Linked DNA regions of Homo sapiens: region 2 is linked to region 1. Evidence: read pairs that join two places in POLR2A ChIA-PET (ENCODE). Cell type or tissue: GM12878. All regions are shown on one strand. Links, peaks and the distances in the headings refer to the core of each region. The heading gives the core; the rest is flanking DNA.

Region 1 (2,908 bases), core at 177-2,676:
TGATTTGCAGCACTTCATATTATCTCACATTATGGCTGGGAGAATTAAGTGCTGTTTCTAAGACTCCACAGGGAGAGAACAACTGGAAGCTTGTGCTAGGTCTCATCTGGACCCTGCCGCATAGCAAGTGTCCCCAACCCTGAGGCCATGGACCAGTACTGGTCTATGGCCTGTGAGGAACCAGGCCACACAGCAGCAGGTGAGCAGTGGGCGAACGACCATTACCACCTGAGCTTTGTCTCCTGTCAGATCAGCAGCAACATTAGATTCTCATAAGAGCACAAGCCCTATTGTGAACTGTGCATGCAAGGGATCTAGGTTGTGTGTGCTCCTCATGAGAATCTAACTAATGCCTGATGCTCTGAGGTGGAACAGTTTCATCCCAAAACCATCCCCCAACATCTACAGAAAAATTATCTTCCCCGAAACTGGTCCCTGGTGCCGAAAAGTTTGGGGACCACTGCTATACGCCATTTACCTTTGCTGATTTTAATCTGTGTCCTTTCAGGGACATAATAAACCATAACCATGAGTATAATGGCTTCTCTGAATTCTGCAAGTCTTTGTAGCAAATTATTGAATATGAGTTGTCTTGAGGACCCCTGACCACACTCATAAACTATTTGCTTTTATGACAATAAATTGATGCAACTCTTTTTGGAGGAAAATTTGACAGTATCCTTATACCAGAAATTATGGGAATGTACCCCCAAAATATGTACGTATATATGCATTAGGCCACACATAAAAGGATATTTATGCAGTTCTGTTTGTCAGAGCCAATGACTGGAAACCCCTTAAATTCATTAATAAGGTACCAGTTAAAGAAATTCTGATTCATCCATTTAATGAAATCTGATGTACCAGTTTATAAAAAAGGAGACTAATATATATAAACTGATATGGAAAGTCTTTCAAGATAGATGACTGTGTAAGACAGAGTTAATTTATAGCTGGACTGGAAAAGCTCTATTTTTACCTCTGGGGAATTCTGGCTGTCCAGCTTTGACTCTTGGCCAAGATAAGAACAGTAAGATTAATGATGTGCTGTTTACTGTCTGAAACTCCCCCTGAGAGTTTCATGTCCCCCGCATGGCCAGTTTGTTTACTGATGGTTTTCATTTGGCAGAATCAGGAAGACAGCCTGGCTTGATGTCATGACTACAGGGGTCTAAAAACCCAGATGGGAACTTTTGCCTTGAGGTTTTCTGAAGCTAAGATGCATCACATAGATCTTGGTGTTTCAGTCTGAAGACAGGCAGTCTATGTGTGTGAATAAGGCCCCTGGAAAGCTTGCACCTGGGCCCCAATGCTTGCCACAGTATCTTTCTCTTGCTGCACCGTATCCTGTGCCTTTGAATAAAAGCCACACAGAAGAATGCTCTGTGAAGTCTTATAAGTCCTTTCAAATATCCAAATTTGTAAAATCTTTGCAATAGTCAAGTGACAAAAGCAAGGTCTAGAGCAATACGTAAGACTGTGGGAAGTAAACTTTCTGAAATGCTAGCAAGCAAAGGTGGAAAAAGCCATCAAGGACACATGTGGGAGAAGATTTTGATTCTTCCTACACAAGGATGTATTGTATTGGGTGTTCCAGTTGGCTTGAGGACCAGCAGAGCTTGCAAAAATTTCAGGGGCACAGACTGAAAATAAAAGAACAGTGGCATAGCCCAAAATAAAGCTTTTATCCAGCATGACTATACCTTGCACAGATAGTGTGACCAGTAGCTGTGTGACATCATGACTCTGGGGATCTTGGGAAACGTATGCTGAGAGAGGTTGCACCTTCACCAGGGTGGAGGCTGGATTCACAGGGCCCAAAGTCTATTCATTATGTAAGATATCTGAAAGGAGGCACCACAAACTCTAGCCACTCTTACAACAATATTTTGGTTAGAAACTATATTTAGAATTTCAATAGAAGAGGCCAGAAACACAGCTGCCCACATCTGAAAGAACCTCAGCAGTAACAGTGGGGGATTACCAAGCAACCAAGGAAAATAGAAACTCTCCCCACTCTGAGCTGCTGATGGTGACTCCTGTGACTGAGGGCAAAATGACGGCTGAAAGTGAGGGCTAGGAAATTTAAGGAAGAGAAAGGTGTGGCAAAGATGTGACAGAAGGGTTTTCTAGTTAGGTGAGGTGGAACCAAGTTGAGTGGAATGAGCACATGCGGCTGGAAGTGACACTGAGAAGCAGTGGCCCGACGGGGTCTTGCTTTCCTCTTCCTTTTGGGTCTCTTCTGCTCTCATTCTCTCGTCACTGTTACTGGAGAGAAATTAGGCAGAAGTCACAGTAGGAGCAGTAGGGATTTTCCTTTATTGCTCCTTATCCATTCCCTCTGTCACAGATATGTCATGAGGAGGCTAGGAAACAGAACCAAAGTACAAAAAGAAAGGCTTGGGGGAAGGTTTAAATTCAGTAGCATGGCAGTGTTTTCTCTGTTGGACTTTTTTATTTCCTGACCTGGTGCTGTAGGAAAAATGAGGTTGGAGGGGGTGGTAGCAGAGGAGAGGTGGGGATGATGGTAGAAGGACTGAAAGGAGAAAAAGAGAGAGAGATGTCCTATACTACAGAAGATAAATATATACCCAGCTTTGAAGAGATGTGTAAGGAAGTGATTCTGTTTAGTACTATTAAGCATGAATTCTTTAATATATTTTTAACCCTATAACTTTGGAATTCTTGAGAAAAATTACCTTTGTCCTCTATGAACAAAAATCAGTGTTCTTTCTCTCTCTCCACCCGTCCTTTCTCCCCATGTCTATCTATCTATATGCCAGATGATATATGAAGAAAATTTAGTTTTTAAGAACTCCTAGTAGGCACTGCAATAAGTGTAGTTATAAAAAGTATGTATGTGTAATTTTTTTTTATTCACCAATGAGTGTCCATAAGATCTCCACCT
Region 2 (2,908 bases), core at 272-2,771, 170 kb before region 1:
TTCGCCCGCGCCTTCCGCTCCGCACTCACCCGCCCTCTGGGCCTCCCACAGGTCGGCGCCGCCAGCGGCGGGTACCGGCCCGCAGAGGGAGGGCGGGCTGTGAACTGGCAGCACATCGCGTTCCCGCGGGGCCCCCATTCTGCCCAGGCAGGGAGCGGCTGGGATGGGACTGAGGTCGGTCCGCGAGCGCGGTGCCCCAGAGACCCGGCTTCTGGAAGTTGCCGCGGCCTGCTCTTGGGGCCCAGAAGTAGGGCGGGGAGGCGCGGGGTCTGGAGTCTGCAGGACCTGGCTGCGAATCCAACCAGCTGATTTCAAACTTTTCTGTGATCTTCTGCAAGTTAACTAAGTCTCAGTTCCTCGTTTGCGAAATGTACTTAATAGGCACCCCAGGGTGAACTAAATTTGTCCGCACAGACTGCAGCATTGCGCTTGGGAGGCGCCTTAGGGGGTAGGAGTCACTAATATCACTGAGTTTTGACAGAAATGAAGGTGCATTGGCAAAGGTGTGCCCCATGGCCGGGCAGGTTAGGAGGAGGGCCTGGTAATATTTTTTCTTAAATTGTAAACAGCCATCTGGATGAGCAATGCATTATCAAATTATGATTCAGAGAGGACTATCGCTGACTACTCTTTTTTTTGGGCAAACCTCCGCTTCAGGAGCTTCTGGCTTGATTCCTAAGTGGAAGGTAGAGACCTAGGCCCTCTGAGTCACAACTCCATCTCTCTGGGTGAGGACTGAGCTCCAGGACTGCTGAGTGGAGGCAGAACAATTGGGATAGGGAAAAGAGAGGCCAAACTAGATCAGAGGCTGGCGTGGGCTTCAGAATCTACAGACTGGCACAGTTAATGCCTCCGGGCCCCTATTGCTGCTTCAAGTTTGACCAATCAGAAGTATCTTTAGCTTAAGGGCGGCGTGTTGGCCAATGAGACTTTATTGTGAAATAAAATGCCCTCAGTTTCATTTAACTGAGCCACCATAGAAGAGTAGAGAAATCGAGTTGGCCAGATGAGGGAGAGGCCATTAAGAGGTATTTTAGGGATTGAATGGGCTGGGCACCCAGAGGACAGTGGCATTTGGGGTGGTAATGAGAAGGAACATTAGGGGCCTCCGCCTCCTTCCGTTCCTCCTGTGCTGAGTCAGTCAGCACAGAGGCTGCAGGAGGTATCTCTGGTTGGCTTTGGCTGCCTGTAGGGGGCACCAGCTTTGGGGAGGTCAGAGGGCTCTCTCCTGAGCTGCTGTCCTGCCCACAATCACACCTGCCTGATGCCTGTGAATGGCCGTCTGAGTCTCTTGGGCCTTGGTCACTTCTGGCCTGCCCTGCACCGACCAGTAACTGTGCCTGATGACTGGAGGTATGGGAATTCACCGGACTTTATTGTTCTTTGTAGGAATCAAAGATCAACTCCCACTGAGGACAAATGGACCTGTAATTCCGGGTGTGACGAGAGAACGAGATTTACCTTCCTGAATTAAAAAACAGGTCATTAAGCTTGGGCCCTGACTCTTCTTTGTGAGAAGGTACAGAGATGGAAACCTTACAATCCGAGACTAAAACGAGGGTCCTTCCCTCATGGCTGACAGCCCAGGTGGCTACAAAGAATGTGGCACCAATGAAGGCCCCCAAGAGGATGAGAATGGCAGCAGTGCCAGTGGCAGCAGCAAGGTGCGACAGCTCTGGTCAGAAGACTCCTGCGAATCTGGCAAGTGGAGCAGGGGCCTCCATGACCTGGGCCAGGTCTTCCAGCCTAGGCAGAACAGCAAGATGGGCGGGTGTTTCAGTCTGATCATCTCTTGAGCTTTTAGAAGGTGGAGGGGCTGTGGGCGGGAGGCAAAGCGGGTTAACCCTCGAGGACAGGCACCCACTTCTGCCTCTGCACTGGTGAGTGCCCTGCCCTCAGCACACACAGAGTGGGTTCTCCATGTCAGCCAGTCTCTGATGCCAGTTGTCCAGAATGCCAGTCTCTTCCTTTACAACAAACATGGTAACATCAGATGGGCAAGATCAGTGGAAGGGTCTGTTCTGAGTGGTGCCTGCCCCTGTGGACAGACCTTTAGGGATGGACAGATGAGCAGCAGCTGCAGGGCCAGCAAGAGCTAAGGAGCTGGGGAGTGAGTTAGTTGAATGACGGTAATTGCCGGGGGGGGGCGGGGGGGGGGTGGTGAGTCTCCAGGCTGCACTGTGAAGTGGGCGGGGCCCCAGCACTCGGTGTTTCCCTCTCTGGCTCCTCCTCCTCTAAGGTTTCCTGACTGACAGCCTTCCCTTGTGACTGCTGCCGTCTTTCCCTAAGTCTGGTCCTGCTTTCAGGTTCCTCTCAGTACAGCCTCAGCCCGAGGTTCCCTTCCTCTTGCATCCATGTGTGTGTTTCAGAGGCGGCCATCCTTCCCTACTTCCAGATCCTTGTAGGGCAGTTGGTGGAGGGTGGGAGGCACCCCGGTGTTGCCTCCATGAAGCCCTGTGCCAGTCACTGGGCTGCAAGGCTGAGGAAATTGTGTCCGTGTCAGAAAGCTCCTCAGCTCAGAGGTGCTGGTACCTCCTGCGTGGTAGGAAGGCAGGGGGAAGAGGCCCTGCTTCTCCTGTTCTCTTTGCCCTTATGAGACTTGAGAGTCTGTGTCATCTGTGCCTTGCATGTCTTTTTTTCAGACTCCCTGCGACAAGGACTGTGTACTGCATGAATGAGGCTGAGATAGTTGATGTTGCTCTGGGAATCCTGATTGAGGTAAAGTCAGACAAGCCTCTTACTCATGACCAGAAACTCTGCATGGGCAGAGGCTAGACCCTTGGTCACCGTCAGTAAGAGAGACGCCCTCTGCCGTAGGCTACCTCTTCTTCCTCCTGCCACTTCCCTTGCTCTTATCTCGGCCATGCTGCCCAGGCCTCTCCCCATGTGGGTGTGCGCTCGTGGGGTG

What was found. ChIA-PET counts read pairs that join two places held together with the same protein. Peaks named below come from ENCODE experiments on the same cell type or tissue, not always from the same donor. Only the 100,000 strongest peaks of a DNase experiment are listed, where the experiment ranks them.
Region 2: POLR2A ChIA-PET joins it to region 1 with 18 read pairs; 19 of 35 experiments call an interaction of 5 or more read pairs at or near these places.

What each region holds. Positions count from the first base shown.
Region 1 is chr7:134,994,571-134,997,478 of GRCh38, reverse strand. All of the region lies in intron 4 of AGBL3 (AGBL carboxypeptidase 3), which reads right to left. Among named protein-coding and RNA genes, the nearest start is that of AGBL3, 9.5 kb to the right of the region's middle. RefSeq lists enhancers at 1,089-1,158, 1,359-1,438, 1,819-1,938. In GM12878, for the core only: no CTCF peak of the experiment used is centred there; DNase peaks (open chromatin) are centred at 1,168 and 1,918; H3K4me3 peaks cover 924 bases; H3K27ac peaks cover 2,500 bases.
Region 2 is chr7:135,167,542-135,170,449 of GRCh38, reverse strand. It overlaps CYREN (cell cycle regulator of NHEJ), which reads left to right. Exons shown (of 4, transcript NM_024033.4): 2 at 1,390-1,664; 3 at 2,643-2,718. The coding sequence starts at 1,528. Among named protein-coding and RNA genes, the nearest start is that of CYREN, 1.7 kb to the left of the region's middle. RefSeq lists a silencer at 1-212 and an enhancer at 1,303-1,432. In GM12878, for the core only: a CTCF peak has its summit at 1,171 (motif pointing right); no DNase peak of the experiment used is centred there; H3K4me3 peaks cover 2,347 bases; H3K27ac peaks cover 1,854 bases.